Regions from separate parts of the Homo sapiens genome. Here regions 1, 3 and 4 are each linked to region 2. The links are chromatin loops, found by intact Hi-C in ENCODE. Cell type or tissue: endothelial cell of umbilical vein. All regions are shown on one strand.

Region 1 (5,000 bases), 57 kb after region 2:
GCCAGTAACAGCATTGTCGTTATTTTATCATGACGTAACTGAGGCTTAGGGCAGACAGCTGGTGGGTGGTGGGACTGGGATTTGAGCCCACTGGTGTCCCAGGCCCGGAGCTTGGCTTCTTCCATTGTCTTACCACAGCCTGCACTCACAGGAGAGTGACTCATAAGTTACAATACCATCTGCTGACCATCTGCTCTCACACTAGAAGGAAAGTCTACTTGGGAAGACAATTTAGGATCCGAATTTTGGTAGTTGAGGATGGAGCTAGGAAAAGCGGATACAGGAGGTAGCCAAGTTCTGCTTGGACCTGCAGGGAGTGAGGCTGGCTGGGCTTCCAGGTGGAAATGCCCAGGTGAAAAGGGAGACTTGGAGTTCAGGAAAGTAACCTGGACTGGAGCCATAGGTTTAGGTGTCAGTGGCTCAGAGACAGAAGCTCAGCGTGTAGGTGAAATCACCCAGGAGGAGAATGGGGATGGAAAACTGAGGATTGAATTTTGCAAAATGTTCATACTTCCGGGGAAAACAAAGAATAACCAGTGAATAAGAAAGGGGTGCCAGGTAAGAAGGGAAGAGAATCAGAGTCATGAGGAAGCCCAGAAGCCCAGAAAAAGCTGAGTTCCACAGTAAGACCTGGGCAACAGTGAAGTATGGAGAGCCCAAGATTGGGAGCGTGGAGGAAGAGCATCCACCACTGAATTTAATCAGCAGGGGACTCAGGGACGTTGGTTGGGGAATCAAGTGACCTTCCCAGTTTCTTCAAAACTTGAGAGAGAGTGCAGTGTCACAAGATTGTGACTACAAAAGAGTGCAGTCAGATTTCAGGGGTAACAAGAAAGTGTGAAATAAGGGAGTCAAAGCATAAAGGAAAAAGGAGAAAAAATGGCCGATAGCTAGAGAAGGCAGTGGGTCAAGATTGTCTGTGGCCTGGCATGGTGGCTTATGCCTGTAATCCCAGCATTTTGGAAGGCCGAGGTGGGCAAATCACCTGAGGTCAGGAATTCAAGACCAGCCTGGCCAACAGGGCAAAACCCCGTCTCTAAAACAACAACAACAACAAAAAAATCCAAAAAGTTAGCTGGGCCTGGTGGGCGCACCTGTCATTCCAGCTACTCGGGAGGCTGAGGCAGGAAGATTTGCTTGAACCCAGGAGGCACACGTTGCAGTAAGCTGAGATTATACCACTGCACTCCAGCCTGGGTGATAAGAGCGGGACTCTGTCTCAGAGGAAAAAAAAAAAAGTTGAGCAGTGGCTGTCTCATGTTCCTCTTCCTCTGCCCTTCTTTGCTCAGTGTGAATCCTTTTCCTGCTTTTCAGCCCCGGTGGATGAGGTCCAGATTTCTATCCTGTCAAGTAAGGTGGTGGAGTCTGGAGAGGACATTGTGCTGCAATGTGCTGTGAATGAAGGATCTGGTCCCATCACCTATAAGTTTTACAGAGAAAAAGAGGGCAAACCCTTCTATCAAATGACCTCAAATGCCACCCAGGCATTTTGGACCAAGCAGAAGGCTAGCAAGGAACAGGAGGGAGAGTATTACTGCACAGCCTTCAACAGAGCCAACCACGCCTCCAGTGTCCCCAGAAGCAAAATACTGACAGTCAGAGGTGAGTCAGGGTCTCCATAGCAAGCTGTGCTGTGGGCTCCCAAGGGCAAGACCAGAAAACACACCCCTTGTAAGAGGGAGTTGGGGGGGAGTCTAGCTTATGTGACTGAAGGCTAGGAGAGTAATGTCCTCCAGGCTCTTGGTTGCAAGTGACAGAAACCCACTCAAATTAAGTAAAAAAGAGAAATCGATTATTATAAGGAATTGGGAGAATGTCACATCGTTCCAATTACAAATTGTTGGCAGACTCACCATTGAGTCATCTTGGGTCAAACATCCAACCACAGACCACCTGTAGCCAAGGGGATTGGGTCACGCAGAACAGACATGATTGGGGAACCCACTTATGTGGGTGGGGGCGGTTTCCTGGAGAGGAAGAGGGCTGAAAACACATGCCAAAAAGGAGTCTACTCCACTTGAGCCCTGGAGTTGGAGACCAGCCTGGGCAACATGGTGAAACCCTGTCTCTACAAAAAGTACAAAAATAGGCTGGGCGCAGTGGCTCATACCTGTAATCCCAGCTACTCGGGAGGCTGAGACATGAGAATCACTTGAACCCAGGAGGTAGAGGTTGCAGTGAGCAGAGCTTGCTCCACTGCACTCCAGCCTGGGCAACAGAGCAAGACTCTGCCTCAAAAATCAAACCAACAAAAAATAGCTGTGTGTGGTGGTGTGCTCCTGTAGTCCCAGCTACTCGGGAGGCTGAGGTGGAAGGATTGCTCAAGCCCAGGAAGTTGAGGCTGCAGTGAGCTGTCATCAGCCTCTAGCCTGGGTGACAGAGTGAGACCCTGTTTCAAAAAAGAAAGAAAAAGAAAAGAGTCTACCCCAGCAAAGCTGGTTTGTTCCCTCCTTGAGGACCACAGCTGACCTCTATTTGTAGCAGAAACAATCATTTCTGCACCAGCTCTGAGTGCAGAACCCCTCAGAGGTAGATGGATGCTAAGGCAAGCTGCCAGTTACAAGAGCTGTGAGAATCAGACTGACTTTTGTTGCTTAAGCCTGATATTATTTCTTCCTGGCAGAGGAAGAGCCTATATACAAAAAAAATTTTTTGTTTTGTTTTGTTTTCAGTCATTCTTGCCCCATGGAAGAAAGGACTTATTGCAGTGGTTATCATCGGAGTGATCATTGCTCTCTTGATCATTGCGGCCAAATGTTATTTTCTGAGGAAAGCCAAGGGTGAGCATAGTTCTTTCCTTCCATACTGACTGGTCGTCCTTGCCAGGAAACCAGCCAGGGATGCGTGGTGCTTTTCTGACCCCTGGATTCAGCTAGGCAAAAATGAAAGCTATTATTTTCCTCATTGGGCAAACCAGAAAAGATAAATTTGGGGGGAAATTGCATCTTTGTGTGGTTAGAAGAAGCCATTTCTGTAGATTTGTCCACACCTAGTCCTGTAATGCGTGTAGAGTGGGGTGCAAGTGTCTTGGAGACACACAAACATGCGCATAACACCCACATGTTGCACACACACATTGAATGCTTTGTAATTAACCTGGTGGTTGTGCTGTGACTTCTACCCTATGCTTGGGGTTAGCTAAGTAAGCCCGGCTGAGCAGCCAGGACCACCTGCTGATAACCAGGAATCAGAGTCAGCTGTCCAAGACTCAAGGAAAAGGGCAGAGCATCAGTAAATCCTGCAAAAATTTTTTTGTGGGATAAGGTAGGTTCTTTTGGAGCCTCTGGTGCTGCTGCCCAGGATGGGAGGGGAAGATGGGGTGAGGAGGGGCCCTGGTTTTTGTCAGGAAAGCTGCCACCCATCAAGGAAGATAGAGCACACCCTGGCGTTGATCTTAGGCCAGCTTCGAGTTACAAACGCAGGGATTGATTTCGCCTTTACTTTTTGTAATTATCTGGAATCAAAGAGAGTGGTCAGGCACGGTGGCTCACACCTGTAATTCCAGCACTTTGGGAGGCCAAGGCAGGCAGATCACTTGAGGTCAGGAGTTCAAGACTAGCCGGGACAACATGGTGAAACCCCCATCTCTACTAAAAATACAAAAAATTGGCCAGACGTGGTGATGGGTGCCTGTAATTGCAGCTACTCAGGAGGCTGAGGCAGGAGAATCACTTGAACCTGGGAGGCAGAGGTTACAGTGAGCCCAGATCACATCACTGCACTCCAGCCTGGGCAACAGAGCAAGACTCTGTCTCAAAAAAAAAAAAAAAAAGAGAGAGAGAGGAAGAGAGCTGCCTGCTTATCTGGCTAATCTGGTTCCCATATCATTGTCTCTTTTTCCATCATATTTCACTAACAAAAATCACTTCTGGCTAAAATAGTCAAGATATCATGTTTCTGGGGAAATATCTTGGTATAAGACCAAGAGAATACCTCTTTCTTTTCTGTCTTTTGTAAAAGAGTGAATATATTTGGCTTCTTTTTCTCTCTTTTTCTGGGTATTCAATCTTCTGGGAAGTCAAACGTAGCTGAAAAGAGTGTTCCTTCACAGCTTACTAGGAGTAAAACAAAAAGAAAAGAAAAGTGTTTTCTATCTATTAGGTTAGTGCAAAAGCCATTGGCGTTTTGGCCATTATAGTGGTATGGATGTGGGTACTGTATACTGACTTTGGTTTTTCGTTTTCTGTTTTAAAGCCAAGCAGATGCCAGTGGAAATGTCCAGGTGAGTGTATTTGTAAGAAGGGGGCGGCTGCTCTGTGAGCACGGTGGACATGTCTGGAGGGAGATTCTGGTCATTAGGAAGTTTTCAGTGGCTCTTGGCAAACTTAGAAAAATATAGGCCTTCCTTGGGTGTGAGTTGTGTGTGTGAGTTGTGTGTGTGTGTGTGTGTGTGTGTGTGTGTGTGTACCTCCGTGGAAGAATGCCAATTGTCCTTTCATGGGAAGGAATGGCTTTTATTCTGAGATCATGTCCTTCCTACATGATTATTTGTGAAATCTCCCTTTCTTTATGAAATTATAATGGTAGTAGATAAATTTTTTAAAATTTGACAAAATAGAGTTGGCCTTTAAAAAATGGTTTTACTACCTTTACTGTTGTTGAAATCCCAAATCCAAAAGTATAGAAATGATTGCTCTGTTCCAGAGAGAAACAGTAGCGTGGGATAAGAATTTCAGGGGCTTGGTAGTAGCCTGTGAAGGACTCCTGGTATTCATGTGTGCTTTGGTCCTGATGTTTATTTTAATAGGAAAAAGTTTTATCACCGCCAAGCATGGTGGCTCGCACCTGTAATCCCAGCACTTTGGGAGGCTGAGGCAGGCAGATCACCTGAGGTCAGGAGTTCAAGACCAGCCTAGCCAGCGAAACCCCATCTCTACTAAAAACACAAAAATTAGCCGGGCGTGGTGGTGCATGCCTGTAATCCCAGCTACTCGGGAGGCTGAGGCACGAGAATCGCTTGAACCCAGGAGGCGGAGGCTGCAGTGATCCGAGATTGCACT
Region 2 (5,000 bases):
GGAGACTGAGGCAGGACAATCGCTTGAACCAGGGAGGCGGAAGCTGCAGTGAGCTGAGATCGCGCACCTGTAATTCCAACTACTTGGGAGACGGAGGCAGGAGAATCGCTTGAACCAGGGAGGCGGAGGCTGCAGTGAGCCGAGATCGCGCCGGTAAACAGCAAATGTTTTCTTTTCTTTTCTTTTCTTTTTTTGAGATGGAGTTTCGCCCTTGTTGCCCAGGCTGGAGTGCAATGGCGCAATCTTGGCCCACTGCAACCTCCGCCTCCCGGGTTCAAGCGATTCTCCTGCCTCAGCCTCCCGAGTAGCTGGGATTGCAGGCATGTGCCACCATACCCAGCTAATTTTGTATTTTTAGTAGAGACAGGGTTTCTCCATGTTGGACAGGCTGGTCTCGAACTCCCAACCTCAGGTGATCCACCTGCCTCAGCCTCCCGAAGTGCTGGGATTACAGGCGTGAGCCACTGCGCCCAGCCCAGCAAATACTTTCTTAGTGTAAGTATATCCCATGCAATATGCAAGGATGTCCCATCTGAGACATACTTATATTAAAAATAGTATTTATTGCTTATCTGAAATTTAAATGGGCATCCTGTATCTTTATTGACGAAATTCGGGAACCCTACAATTTGTGAAGACAGAGTTGTACAAGCATCACCACGATCCAGTTGAGCACATTTTCTTCACCCCCAAAAGTTCCCTCTTGCCCAATGGCAGTCGTCCTCCGATCCCTCTCCAAGTCCCAGGCAACCTCTGGTCGGCATCCTGTCTCTATAGATTTGGAGAAGACTGTATTTTTAAGTGGAGAGACTTGGCTGTTACATAACTGTTTAGCACCCGAGTATTTGCATGAAGAGTTTCATTTCATTTTTTCAAGTGGAACCATGGAGGAGAGTGGCTGCCCAAGGTGGGGTTTGTCTTTTGCCGTCTGAGTGGCCCCTGGGATGCAGGTATGTCCATTATTTAAATCTCTTGGTGTTTACAGACCACATGGGTAACCCCTGTTGTGGCAAGGCTGAGGGCCTCTTCACCTGTCACTGAGTGTGGGGACTCTTTTCAGGCCTGGGCAGGGCAGGAAGTCTGGAGGGGATATCAGGTGATCAGAGGGCCATTCGAGAATGCTGCAGGCTACAGTGACAAAATGCTGGTCCTGGGCTATCTGAGACCAGTCCTGGAATGACTTAACTAAATTAAATCTTATGAATCAAGGTGCCTAGCACCGTGCCTGTTGCCTAAAGTGTAGCTGGAAAATAGTCTCCCACGAATCCAGAGTGACATTTGCTCCATACCCAGTTGGGCCTAAGCCTCTAGATCTAGAGATATCCATGAAGAATGGCTCTTGCTTTAAGAACTTAATTCTTTAGTGACTAATGTTTCTAGAGCATTAACCGCAGGCAAGCATTTTCTAAGAGCTTTACATATGTTAATGTCCAATCCTCACAGACACACTGTGAGGCAGATGCTCGCATTCTCTCCATCTTGCCTATGAAGAAATCAAGGCTCAGAGAAGTTAAGCAAATCCCCTGAGGTCACACAGCTAGTCTGGGCCTAGAAGAGCCTTTTCTCCTACTATTACTCTGTGTTGCTTCATAATATGGTGTAAGTTCTGTGGGAGCCCAGAAAGCAAGGCATCTGAGCTACTGGGAAGGAGGGATGAGACAAGTACCCTGAGGAGTTAGCTGACCAAGGAAGCAGGGAACAGCATTTCAAGCAGAAGGAACAGCACATGCAAGGGTTACAGGCAAGAGACCGTGGCCTGCATAAAGAGTGGCTGATGACGTTTGGGATAAACGACTTCCCAGAACATTTCAAAAAAACTCAAATGTTTTCTTTGGGGAAAATAGTCTGATTTTGGCAAGAGAAAGAATCTCAGAAGAGAGCCTTGAGACCTTCAGGAGCTATTGTTAACTTGGTGAATTGTCTCTGGTGCATCTCTCTCCCTCACAAGGCCTGTTTGTTCTTCTGTGATAAAAGGGCTAATAGCACCTGTGCTGTGGGCTCATTTAATAGAACACAGTCGTGTGTAGGGCGTAATAGAAGAGAATGGAATGGAATAATGTAGGTGGCATGCATCGAGAGCTTCGCATGTGGTGGCCACCCAGGTGTGGCACAGCCCTGGGCCCCGACGCATCCGCTCGGGCACCCATGCCTTACTGACACATTGAAGAGGAGCTGGGAATTTGTTTTCCATCTGGCAGAGCCCCTTCCGTCTTCCTCTACCTGCGGTTCTGGGGGCTCAGTCTGGAGAGGCGCCAGGCGGCTAACTGACTCTGGCATTGGGAATGCGTTTGCAGGGAGCCAGGGGAAGGGAGAAGTCTTACTGCCGGCTCCCTCCAGGCTCCCTTCCTCGTGATTTATCACTATGGAAACTGAGCTCCTTTCCTCTTCGCGCTGCCGGCTGGTGGGGGTGCACATTGTTGATGCCGTTGCCCCACAGATCAGAAGTTCCTTCCTCTTTCCTGCTGCAGAAATGCCACAGTAACCTACGTGGCCCAAGAACTGCAGCTCACACCTGAAGAGCCCAGTCTTGGGAAAAACAATCTCATCGGATTCCCCAGGGGTTACGGGGGCCTTCTGGGTAAGCAGAGCCGGCCTGAGAACAATGTCAGGGGAGAACAATGCAGCCACCGGGCTGAGCTGGTGGCCCTGCTGTTCCTCTTCCTTCAGCTTCCCTAGTTGGGGGTTAAAAATGGATTTACAGGCAGTCGCAAGTATATCATGTTAGGCGGCAGAAAACTGAAACTCAGAGTCTCTTAGTGTGGGCAAAGTCTCCCGCGACAACCCACTTGCTGCAGGTGCCCAGCCCTGCATATGCCCACCCATGACATATGCCCACCCACTGCATTTGCCCACTCACTGCATATGCCTACCCATCACATATGCCCACCCACTGCATATGCCCACCCACTGCATATGCCCACCCACTGCGTATGCCCACCCACTGCGTATGCCCACCCCCTGCACATGCCCACCCACTGCACATGCCCACCCACTGTGTATGCCCACCCACTGCGTATGCCCACCCACTGCACATGCCCATCCACTGCACATGCCCATCCACTGCGTATGCCCACCCACAGCATATGCCCACCCACTGCACATGCCCACCCACTGCACATGCCCACCCACTGCATATGCCCACCCACTGCACATGCCCATCCACTGCATGTGCCCACTCACTGCATATGCCCACTCATGACATATGCCTGTCCATTTCATGTGCCCACCCATGACATATGCCCACCCATGACATTCCCACCTAGTGCGTGTGCCTATCCACTGCATATACCCAACCCCTGCATATGCCCACCCATTGCATATGCTTGCCCATTACACATGCCTATCCACTGCATATACCCATCCACTGCATATGCCCACCCACCGCATATACCCACTCACTGCATATGCCCATCCACTACATATACCCACTCACTACATATACCCACTCACTACGTATACCCACTCACTACATATGCCCACCCACTGCATATGTCCTCCCATCACATATGCTCACCCACTGCACAGGCCTGGTGAGAGCTGGCTCTGCTGGACTTGGTCTGGCCCTCCGTAACCATTCCTTAGAGGCCAGTGCCTGGATTACAGCACCCTGGGCATGGCATCACATGTACCTGTGCCAGGTCCTAGACTCAAGGACACAGGGCAAGGGGGGATTCCAGAGACAACAAAGGAAGCTCCCTGGCCAGGAAGTCCTGAGACACTGCCAGGCCCAGCAGTCCCCTTGCTGGCCACACAGACAAGACATGGCCAACCTCAGGGCCTCAGGGTCCTTCTCTGTAAGTTGACCTAAGGGATTCCTCTGTAGCCTCATCCTATGGGGGATGGGAGAGAGGGAGCTAAGAGCACCTCCTACTTGCCCATCTCTCTCTTAAGAGAGGTTCATCTAAGAGTAGCTTTCTGGGGAAACTGGCCTTCAAACGACCTGGGAGAAAAACATTTCATTTAGGAGCTGAGGCTTGTCAATGCATCTCACAATGATTTGCAGAAATCCCCTTTACCTCCCTGAATATACAAGATCTTTTCTAGGTGCAAAATGTTCCTGTTTGTTTTCCGTTTAGAATTTCCCCTTATTGGGAGCATATTTTCTCCCTCTCACCCTCAGAGAAAATTTCCAGGTTCCTTCCACATTCTAAAGAGCAATGTGAAAATTCAAGGTTTTCTGTTTTGTTTTGTTTTGTTTTTTTTGAGACTAAATCTCGGTCTATTGCCCAGGCTGGAGTGCAGTGGTGCAATCTCGGCTCACTGCGACCTCCACCTCCCGGGTTCAAGCGAATTCTCCTGCCTCAGCCTCCTGAGTAGCTGGGCCCACGGCACGTGCCACCACACCTGGCTAATTTTTGTGTTTTTAGTAGAGACAGGGTTTCACCATGTTGGCAAGGCTGGTCTCCAACTCCTGACCTCAAGTGATCCTCCTGCCTCAGCCTCCAAAAGTGCTGGGATTACAGGTGTGAGCCATGGCATCCAGCCCTATTTTTTAAATAGAAATATTTTTATTGAGATAATAGTACATTTGCATGCATTTGCAGTAAATAATACAGAGATATGTGCCAGTTTCCCCTAATGGTAACATTTTGCAAAGCTACAGTACACCATCACAACCAAGTTTTCTGGGTTTTGTTTATTTGTTTGTTTTGTTTTTGAGACAGGGTCTCGCTCTGTTGCTCAGGATGGAGTGCCATGGCCCAATCATGGCTCACAGTAGCCTCCACCTCCCGACTCAAGCAATCCTCCCACCTCAGCCTCCCGAGTAGCTGGGACCACAAGCATGTACCCCCATGCCTGGCTAATTAAAAAACAAAATTCATGTAGAGATGGGGTGTCTCACTATGTTGTCCAGGGGGGTCTCGAACTCCTGGGCTCAAGTGATCCTCCCGCCTCAGCTTCCCAAAATGCTGGGATTACAGTCACCAGCCATAGCGCTGGCTGCAACTGGTCCATTTTTAAAAAGCTCTAATTAAAGCACGTCCTTGACATTTGGGAGG
Region 3 (5,000 bases), 68 kb after region 2:
CTCTCCAGCCTGGGTGGCAGAGCAAGACTCCGTCTAAAAAAAAATTAAAAATGCATCTCCTAACTGTCCTCCTCCTTTGCGAACCCAGATTGGGCAGTACACAGTCCCCGGGGGTCACTGCACACTCCTGCATGCTCAAAGGAAACAGTGGCTCCTGCACGCTCAAAGGAAGCAGTCTCAGAACCTTCCTGCCCAGCTGGGAAGCTCCCTGGGATCATTGCCATCTGTCTCCCTTCCTCTGAGGCTAACCCCAGGCTGCATCCACCTAGCCAGGCAGGCCTGGGGTAGTTTTCCTGACTGTGCAGGCTGAATGCGTGCAGTTTTCCAGGCCGTGCCAGCCACTAGCCAGACCACATGGCAATGGGGTCCTGAAATCACCCCTTGCTCCATGATCTGGGAGGAGTCTTGGACTTCTCCTTGTCTTCTCTTTTTGAGCCTGGGCTGAGTGTCAGCAGCTGTATGCACAGAACTTTCCTTACAGGGATGCCCCGTAGAGCCGCTGGGCTGTGTGCTGCACCACTGGGGCACATTCCCATAGCCTACCAACAGAATGGCCCCCGGGGGTTGTGTACTGCCCAATCTGCACAACTCACTTCCAAGTCTAGACTGGACCTGAGAGGGGTGGGGAACGCGGCAGGCCTGAAGCTCTCTTCCTCATTTTTTTTTTTTTTTTTTTTTTATGACAGTCTTGCTCTTGTTGCCCAGGCTGGAATGCAATGGCACAGTTTCGGCACACTGCTTCCTCTGCTTCCCGGGTTCAAGCTATTCTCCTGCCTCAGCCTCCTGAGTAGCTGGGGTTACAGGCGCCCACCACCATCCCCGGCTAATTTTTGTATTTTTAGTAGAGACAGGGTTTCACCATGTTGGCCAGGCTGGTCTCCAACTCCTGACCTCAGGTGATCCACCCGCCTTGACCACCCAAAGTGCCGGGATTACAGGTGTGAACCACCAGGCCTGGCCTCTTCCTCTTTATTTCATTGTAGAGTGATTGACTCGTTGAGATAACAAATTGTGATTAAGGCCCTACGCAGGCAGCACAAGCACATACAGACCCTCCCTTGTGGAGGGACAGCCTGAGAGGCAGCCAGGAACACACTGCAGCAAAGCCCTCCTAACCTTCAGGGATCACCTAACCTTCAGTGATCTGCCCACCTCAGCCTCCCAAAGTGCTGGGATTACAAGCATGAGCCACTGCGCCCGGCCCTGGTTTTCTTTTTCTTGCTCAAAGGTGGGGAAGGGTTGAAGGGACAAGAAGGAGGTATTGTAATCCCAGCACTTTGGGAGGCAGAGGCGAGAGGATCACTTGAGCCCAGGCATTCAAGACCAGCCTGGGCAACAAAGCAAGAACTTATTTCTACAAAAAATTTAAAAATAAGGAGGTATCGAGACCCTCCAGGATTGGGTGAAGCAGAGGCGGTCAGCATGTGCCCTCCTTGCCAAGCTGTGCAGCTGCAGGGATGCCATCACCTAACTGGTCCCTCTTTCCCCATTTGCACAAAAGCTGTGTGGGCTGCAGAGGTCCAGGTAGACCCGTAAAGAGGGTCACTTGGGGGCAATGGAGAGCTTTTTGGGAATTCAATTTGAGTTTTCTAGACCCGTCCTCCTCCTTGGCAGCTAAGGAGCAGTGTGGGAAGTCAGGCCTGAGCCTCAGGTGTTCCCTCTCTGCCTTCCTGTGGGTGGAGAGCCAGGTATTACCAGGTACGAAAAGGGGCTTTGTGGGTACAAGGCCAGTGGTGAGTACATTTGACCTGGTCTTGACCAAGCCAGTTCCCTGCTCTCAAGACTTCCTCCTCCTATGGAGGAGGGGTTGGGAACCACATCCAGCTCTGACCCTAGTGGCAGCCGACCAAGTGGTCACTTGGGGTGGAGGAGGGGCAGGAAGGAACTCAGTAAATCCTGGTTTGCTGCATGTTTGCTCTGAGACTAATTGCTGGGAAAACCCCATGACGTTGAAGCCATCTCCTTCTCTGTTAACACAGAGAAAAACAGAAGCCAAAATAAAGCCCCATCCGGAAACATCCCTGACAGCAGAGACAAAGAGCCTGCCAGCCTGGTTTACTCATTAGCAAGCAGCTGCTGCCGTGGAGTGGGTGGGGAGGAGAGGTAGTGATGAGCTGCAACTCTGCCTGCCCACCCATCACTTAACTGGGCAGATTTGGGGGCAGCTGCAACTCTAGAAGCTCCACCAAGAAGCAGAAACCCCCAGGCCCAAACACCAAGCCCTCTCCCTCCATTTATTCCTCACCTGCCCCAGCCCCCACTGTGGGCCTGGGTCGGAGGGTGAGCTGGCCGTGACCACCCCACCATGCGCCTGGTATATGGTGTTTGATAGCATTTGTTGCAGTGTCTGCGTTGTTTGTGCACCTGTCTGCCTCGCAGCCTGGAGCTCCTGAAAGCTGGGACCAGGCCCGATCACCTTTCCTCTTCCACAGTGCGGGGTTCACACTAGGTGTCTAGGATTCTGCTGAGTGAGTGATTTGGCCAGGCCTGACATCAAGCAGAGGGTGTCTTGGGGATGTGGAGGATCCCCCAATAGGGTTGGGGATCCCTACAGCTTTCCTTGAGGCCCCCACATCTGGTGCCACAGAAAGAGAGTGAGGGGTGTGTGGGCATCTCTGCTGTCCCAGCAGTGTGGTGCCCTGGTAGCTCAGCCACTCTACTGAGTTCCAAATCCTGTTTGGTGCCCTGGGGAAGTCAGTGTAAGGCCCTAGTCACCCCAAATGCCCCAAGTTCAACTGTAGGGATCTGACCCACCCCCAGGCTTTCTCCTCACAAATGGTTCCTGACACAGGAGCCACCACCATTACTGTCACTTCAAACTTGGACAGGTGCCCCCAGGCAGCTGAGCAAGCCTAGGAATGGGACATGTCCAAGACCCCAGCTGTCACCCCATAGGAGGTCGGGGTCTGCCAGGGAGACGGACTTGGGAACAAGTCACATCGGTGTGTTGTGGACAAATGTCACCAACATGCTGTGGAGCTCAGGGGGCCCTGTAACTTCCCAGGGCACAGAGGGAGAGTGAGTGTGGGTGTGTTGGTACATGCGTGAAGCTCCACCAGGGTCGTGGGGAAATGGGGCAAGGAGAAAGGGCAGTGCTGGCTGTGGAGGAGTGTGTGTGGGGCCAGGAAGTGAGAGTGGGGTGTCCCTGGAGCATGGTGAGACAAGGGCATCTCAGTGCAGGTAGAGTCCAGGGTCACACCCCAGCCATTCACTCCGAGGAGGGAAATGCACTGACCATGGCACAGGAAGCCCCTTACCCTATCTGGGGCTTCCTTTCCCCATCTGTAAAAGGAGAACAGTGGCCCACACGACATCAGGCTCTTTTCTACAGTGAGGCTTCCTGGGCCTTTGTGCAGGTGACAGGAGCTGGGAAGTGGCCAGGTTCCATCCTGTTTCCTCAGGGTTGGTGGGTATGTATGTGTGTGCACACCCTGTGTGCATGAGTGTGTGCACACCCAGATTGCATGTTTGTACATACAGTGTGTATACAATGTGTGTAGACACATCCTACACACTGTATGAGGGTATACATAGCATGTATACACATTGTGTGCATGAGTGTGCGTGTGTATATGCTGTGTGTGTATTTTTGTATACACATCCTGTGCCCATACCCCAGTGTAAGGTAAACAGATGGCAGGAAGGGCGCCCTTGAGTCTCCTCCAGGTATACGCCACACCCTGGGTCAGTCATCATGCTGCCATATTGAGAGGGTCTAGCCCAGAGGATCTCAGCCCTGTCTGCATATTAGGGCCCCTGAGGAGATCCTAAAAAACCAGCACCAGGGACCCCCCCAGACCAATCCAACCAGAAGCTGCAGTGAGGCCCAGGAGCCAGCAGTGAAAACAGCCAGCCCAGCTGTCTATCCCTGTAAGAGTTCTCAGTCCCAGCTATTCCTAGGGTCACTGACAACCCCCAGGCTCTAACCCAGACCTCAGGATCTCGTTCTGGATCCCGGGGTCTGGGCTCTCAGGTGATTGGGAGGCCATAGCCCAACCCTGCGTTGAGGGACCTGGCAGAATGTCTGGACAAGGGTCACGGTGGCAGGGGAAGAGGAGTGGGGCCAGCAAGCTGGAGGCTGCAGGCCCTTGCTGGGGGCCTCTCCATCCGTGGCCCCTCAGGTCCAGGGTTCCTCTGGTGCATGTGGCCCTGCTCCACAATGGCCTGCTGACCTCCTATTCCCAGACTGGGAGTGACGCTCGTTAGACCAAGACCTTCTTCTTCTTCTTTTTTTTTTTTTTGAGGTGGTGTGTCACTGTGTTGCCCAGGCTGGAGTGCAGTGGCGCAATCTTGGCTCACTGCAACCTCTGCATCCTGGGTTCAAGCGATTCTCGTCCCTTAGCTCTCGAGTAACTGGGATCACAGGCACGCACCACCATGCCCGGCTAATTTTTTGAATTTTTAGTAGAGACGGGGTTTCGCCATGTTGGCCAGAATGGTCTCAACCTCCTGACCTCAAGTGATCTGCCCCCCTCACCCTCCCAAAGTGCTGGGATTACAGGTATGAGCCACCTTGCCCAGCCAGGATCTTCTAACATCAGAAATGACAAGGTCTCTGGGTGCTTCTGGACCTGGTTCTGGTGGGGTGCAGTGGTGGGGTACAGCCTTGCCTGCAGAGCCTCAGACCTTTTCCTATGACTGCAGTGGACTGACCTCGTTCCCAGAGGCAGCTACTAACTTATGCCTGGTCCTTTTTCCAGATCTAGGAAAGAAGGACACAGAGACAGTGTACAGTGAAGTCCGGAAAGCTGTCCCTGGTGAGTGAGGGTCTCCAGTGCCCCAGCCTGGGGGATGCCCCCTAGAATCACTGATGGGGCCTTGGGAGTGGGCAGAGAAAAGAAGAAGCAAAGAAGGCCAAAAAAGGGGTGCCACCTCTTACACCAGCGCTGTGGGCTTCCTCTCTCCCACCACCCTTAAAAAGTCACCTCGGGTCACATTTACTATTCATGTAGTCAACGAGCGCTTCTTGAATGCTTACTGACCCCAGCCGGTGACCCTTA
Region 4 (5,000 bases), 91 kb after region 2:
TTCTTTGGAAATACACAGTGCTGACCAGACAGCCTCCCCCTGTCCCCTCTATGACCTCGCCCTCCACAAATGGGAAAACCAGACTACTTGGGAGCACCGCCTGTGAAATACCAACCTGAAGACACCGTTCATTCAGGCAACGCACAAAACAGAAAATGAAGGTGGAACAAGCACAGATGTTCTTCAACTGTTTTTGTCTACACTCTTTCTCTTTTCCTCTACCATGCTGAAGGCTGAAAGACAGGAAGATGGTGCCATCAGCAAATATTATTCTTAATTGAAAACTTGAAATGTGTATGTTTCTTACTAATTTTTAAAAATGTATTCCTTGCCAGGGCAGGCAAGGTGGCTCACGCCTGTAATCCCAGCACTTCAGGAGGCTGAGGTGGGCGGATCACCTGAGGTCAGGAGTTTGAGACCAGCCTGATGAAACCCTGTCTCTACTAAAAATACAAGAATTAGCCGGGCGTGGTGGCGCATGCCTGTAGTATCAGCTACTCAAGAGGCTGAGGTGAGATTATCGCTTGAACCCAGGAAACGGAGGTTGTAGTGAGCGGAGATCGCGCCACTGCACTCCAGCCTGAGTGACAGAGTGAGAATCCATCTCAAAAAAAACAAAAAACAAAATTGCTTGCTAAAGAAGTGGTCTCCTGAGGTCTTAAGACATTCCTGACAGTGTCTTGAGTGGGTGGGAGAGAGGCTGCTGTCATTGCGCTGTGGAATTTCACAGATGAGAACCACGCCTAGCCAAAATCACTTTTCCTGTTTGCCTCAGTGACACAGCTGCAGGGACCCTCGTGGATGTTGTATTAAATAAATTTGACCTTTGCTCTTTGCAGATCTGTGAAATGTTGTCTTCTGAGGGGCCACATGCATCTATAGTGCTGAGGACTCCTTGGGCCTCTGAAGTCACAGAGAGAACCGAGCAGGTCTATGTTTTTGTTTTGTTGTTTTGAGACGGAGATTCGCTCTTGTTGCCCGGGCTGGACTGCAGCGGCGCAACCTCTGCTCACTGCAACCTCCGCCTCCTGGGTTCAAGCAGTTCTCCTGTCTCAGCCTCCCGAGTAGCTGGGATTACAGGCACATGTCACCACGCCTGGCTAATTTTTGTATTTTTAGTAGAGATGGGGTTTCACCACGTTGGCCAGGCTGATCTCGAATGCCTGACCTTTGGTGATCTGCCCGCCTTGTCCTCATGTGTGCTCCACAGGCCTTTGGGTTGGGATTGCAGGCGTGAGCCACCATGCCCAGCCTAGACTCTTTTGACAATATGATGAAAGCTGTTGGTTCCTTTCCCCAACACACACACACCGAGTTGTATCACGAAAATGTCATACAATTTCCAGGTTTTCTGAGTGGTGGGCTCAGATTGAGGTCAAAGGATCAGACGACCTCTAACGACCTTCATGTCTCTGTTGATGATCTGGGGACAGCCAGATCCCCTGTGTCCAGGGAGTTCCTTAGTCCCTTGCCACCACCAGAGAAGGGCAATTGCCACGGGAGCTGCAAAGACCCTATTCCTACTCCTGGTGCCTTACTTATGCAGCACGACTGAATTTTTTGTTTTGTTTTGTTTTGTTGAGACAGGGGCTTGCTCTGTTGCCCAGGCTGGAGTGCAGTGGCACAACAATGGCTCACCGCAGCCTCGAACCCCTGGGCTCAAGCGATCCTCCCATCTCAGCTTCCTGGGTAGCTGGGACCAGAGGCGTGAGCCGCCATAGCTGGCTAATTTTTAATTTTTTTTTTGCAGAGATGAGGTTTCACCATGGTGCCCAGGCTGGTCTCGAACTTCTGGGCTCAAGTGATCCTCCCTCCTTGGCCTCGCAAAGTGCTGGGATTGCAGGCATGAGCCACCGCCCCCGGCCTGTGGAGCACACATGAGTTTAAAATTACTTTCCCTTCTGCCTATATTTCCGAGGAGGAAACTTCATGCGCAGGGATCTTTCTTAGTGGATTTAATGGCTAAAAGGTCTGTCTGAATCCAGGACGCTGGCTTTAGCCTTCCTCGGCAGCTGCCGTAACCCCGGTGTCTAAACCTGAAGCATCCCAGGAGCACCCACTCCAGGAGTTTTCTCGGCCGCGGAACTCATTAGTTAGAGCGCCCTCTTGTGTTCTCATGTGGTAATCGGTCACTGAAGGACTTAAAATGGTCCTTAGCCAACACACAGTAAAACTTTTCCCTCTTCTGACCCCAAGAGGTCAGCCACCCATTTCATGAGCATATACTGGTCGCCCCATCAGCGTTCTCTGATTGGCTAACTGAACCCACTCCCCGACCTAGACTCAAGACAGGCGAAGTGACGCTTAGGTCAACATTCACTCACTAAAGCAACGACTGTCGGGCGATTTTGTCTCCCGCTGGTTTTGGAATGGTGTCTGGAGACATTTTTGGTTGTCACAGCTGGGTGGGTGTGCTCCCGGCATCTGGTGGGTAGAAACCAAGCATGCTCCTAAACATCCTACAGGCACAGAACCGTCTCCCACGACCAAGCATGATCAAGTCCCAAATGCCAATAATGGCCAGGTTGAGAAACTCTGCACAGAAGCATCCAGTTATTTGTCTGTTTGCTCAACAAGCTTGTGCTCATCATGCTCTGTGTTCCTGACGCTGTGCTGGGTGTTGGCGGTGGGAAGATTACAAGAGTCACATGGCAGCTGTCCTCCTGGAAGGTACAACCCAGTAGAGATGCAGACTAACAGAGAGCCAATTACAAAGCAGTGTGACAAGCGTCATGGTGGAAAATTAAAAGCTCAAACAAGGGCACATGGGAGGGGCTTCCAACACAGACTTTGGGGGATCCAGGAAGGTCTAAGAGGAAAGTGGGTCTCACCAAAGCCTTGACCATAGGCAGAGGGTACCAGTGGAAAAGGTGGGGTGAAGAACATTGAGGACAAAAGGAAGAAGTGCAGGAAGGCCCTGAGGCAAGGGAGTGGGGGGTGCCCTGGAGGGATGGCAGCAGGGCAGTCTGTCAGACCCAAGTGGCCTCCAGCCCTAGAAGCCAATTAGTCCTCCTCAAAAAGCTGTCACTGTCCCCTAAGAATTGCTGCCAGGCTCCCACTGGCCTGACTCAGTCTTTGAGAGTCTTAAGGAGGAGGTCTCTGAAAGGTACACACCAAGAACTCTCCCCAGCACAGCTGTTTTTAAGACTCTCCACCAGCGTCATTGGCGTGTTGGGAAGAAACCCTCTGCCACAGAGGCCAGCTTCAGCCTTTGCCTAACACCGCAAGGGCAAATGGAAAGGTAAACGGGAAGGAGATGTCTCCCCAGCAGGCTATTTGAGGACAGTCTTCCCTGCAGAAGATCTCAACCTGGGGTCCACAGAGTGGAAATGTTAGAGTAGGGAGCTAGGCAAACATGAGCAGGACAGGTGAGGGCCCCCACAGGAATGTCAGGCTACCATCAGGTGATGGTCAGGTGGTTGTTAAACTGTCTCTGTAAAATAATAATTGGTTGCAGCCAGCTCCAAGCAAGGACAGTCTCTCAATAGATACAAAACACCCTGATCTGGTGATCAGCCGCTTCCCGATAAGATCTCAGGAGCTGGGCAAGCAGCCTGGAGCATGCGCACCAAGAGGCAAAATGGCGGAATTTAACCAGTATATGACCTACCTTCCTCTGGGAACGCACGACTGGTAAGGGGAAAAATGCCTCAAGTGAGCATGCGCGCAACTTCAGTAATCACACTGTGCATGCGACCCCTTCCAAGTGCTGGCAGGTCACCACATACGCGGACAGCCTGCTGCAAGGGAAGAATCAGGGGAGATGAGACGTAAATCCCAGAACTATGCCAAATACATAAAACCCCAAGTTAAGGGTCAGGCAGGGCACTTAGATCTCTCAAGTTGCCTGCCTGACCCAAGTGTAGTGTACTTCCTTTTGTTCCTGCTCTAAAACTTTTTAATAAACTCTCACTCCTGCTCTAAAACTTGCCTTGGTCTCTCCCTGTGCCTTAAAACCACTTAAAACCACCTCTGCCCCTCAGCTGAGTTCTGTCTTTGAGAAGGCAAGCATCAAGTTTGCTGCAGACCCATTGGATTCACCACTGGTAACAGAAGTTGGGGTAAGGCGTGGGGCCTGAGAATTCTCTAAGAGTAGGTGCAGCCGGGCGCGGTGGCTCACGCCTGTAACCCCAGCACTTTGAGAGGCTGAGGTGGGTGGATCAGCTGAGGTCAGGAGTTCGAGACCAGCCTCAATATGGGGAAACCCCATCTCTACTAAAAATACAAAATCAGCCGGGCGTAGTGGTGCATGCCTGTAATCTCAGCTACTCGGGAGGCTGAGGCAGGAGAATTGCTTGAACCTGGGAGGCAGAGGTTGTGGTGAGCCAAGATCGAGCCATTGCACTCCAGCCTGGGCAACAAGAGCGAAACTCTGTCTCAAAAAAAAAAAAGAGTAGGTGCAAAAGGTTATGAGGGTGTGCAGTTTTCTATGGGAGAGAATCCATAGCTTTTATCCATGTCTTTGTTTGTTTTGAGATAAAGAGTCTTGCTCTGTCACGCAGGCTGGAGTGCACTGGTGTGAACATGGCTCACTGCAGCCTTGACCTCCCGGGCTCAAGCAATCCTCCTGTCTCAGCTTCCCAAAGCTGGGACCACAGGTGCCCACGACCACACCCAGCTAATTTTTAATTTTTTTGTAGAGATGAGGGTGTTACTATGTTGCCCAGGCTGGTCACAAACTCCTGGGCTCAAGTGATAGAACTCCTGCCTCAGCCTCCCAAATTCTGGTATTATAGGTGTGAGCCACTACGCCTGGCCTTTTATCAGTTTCTTGAAGGGAGATAGGGTCCAAAAAAGGGTTAGGAACTTCTAAATAATTAAAAACTCACATATGCTTCATATTATTTGATGTCAGTTAAAACCCCAAAATAGTGATCAATACATTTCTTACCAAAGGATCTACTTTAAAGACAGTTTTACATTCAATATCCCCAGCAAGACTCGGCTTACCTTCAGAAAATTGCTCAGAATAAGGAAACAAATGGTGATTTCAACATTTG

The links. Peaks named below come from ENCODE experiments on the same cell type or tissue, not always from the same donor. Only the 100,000 strongest peaks of a DNase experiment are listed, where the experiment ranks them.
Region 1: it touches region 2 in a loop (4-fold over the local background); 5 of 110 quality-filtered maps call a loop at or near these places.
Region 3: a loop joins it to region 2, with 5 times the contacts of the local background. A loop is called at or near these places in 6 of 110 quality-filtered maps.
Region 4: a loop joins it to region 2, with 2.8 times the contacts of the local background. A loop is called at or near these places in 103 of 110 quality-filtered maps.

Annotation. Positions count from the first base shown.
Region 1 is chr17:64,352,713-64,357,712 of GRCh38, reverse strand. It overlaps PECAM1 (platelet and endothelial cell adhesion molecule 1), which reads left to right. Exons shown (of 16, transcript NM_000442.5): 8 at 1,315-1,602; 9 at 2,673-2,780; 10 at 4,195-4,222. Among named protein-coding and RNA genes, the nearest start is that of PECAM1, 36 kb to the left of the region's middle. In endothelial cell of umbilical vein, no CTCF peak of the experiment used is centred here; DNase peaks (open chromatin) are centred at 92, 1,732 and 2,692; H3K27ac peaks cover 3,678 bases.
Region 2 is chr17:64,409,664-64,414,663 of GRCh38, reverse strand. No RefSeq gene overlaps it. Among named protein-coding and RNA genes, the nearest start is that of PECAM1, 21 kb to the right of the region's middle. In endothelial cell of umbilical vein, no CTCF peak of the experiment used is centred here; a DNase peak (open chromatin) is centred at 2,503; H3K27ac peaks cover 3,302 bases.
Region 3 is chr17:64,341,391-64,346,390 of GRCh38, reverse strand. It overlaps PECAM1 (platelet and endothelial cell adhesion molecule 1), which reads left to right. Exons shown (of 16, transcript NM_000442.5): 14 at 4,701-4,757. Among named protein-coding and RNA genes, the nearest start is that of PECAM1, 47 kb to the left of the region's middle. In endothelial cell of umbilical vein, no CTCF peak of the experiment used is centred here; DNase peaks (open chromatin) are centred at 220 and 1,920; H3K27ac peaks cover 3,336 bases.
Region 4 is chr17:64,318,341-64,323,340 of GRCh38, reverse strand. It overlaps PECAM1 (platelet and endothelial cell adhesion molecule 1), which reads left to right. Exons shown (of 16, transcript NM_000442.5): 16 at 1-3,926. Among named protein-coding and RNA genes, the nearest start is that of TEX2, 58 kb to the right of the region's middle. RefSeq lists a silencer at 2,093-2,304. In endothelial cell of umbilical vein, a CTCF peak has its summit at 2,111 (motif pointing left); a DNase peak (open chromatin) is centred at 2,090; H3K27ac peaks cover 390 bases.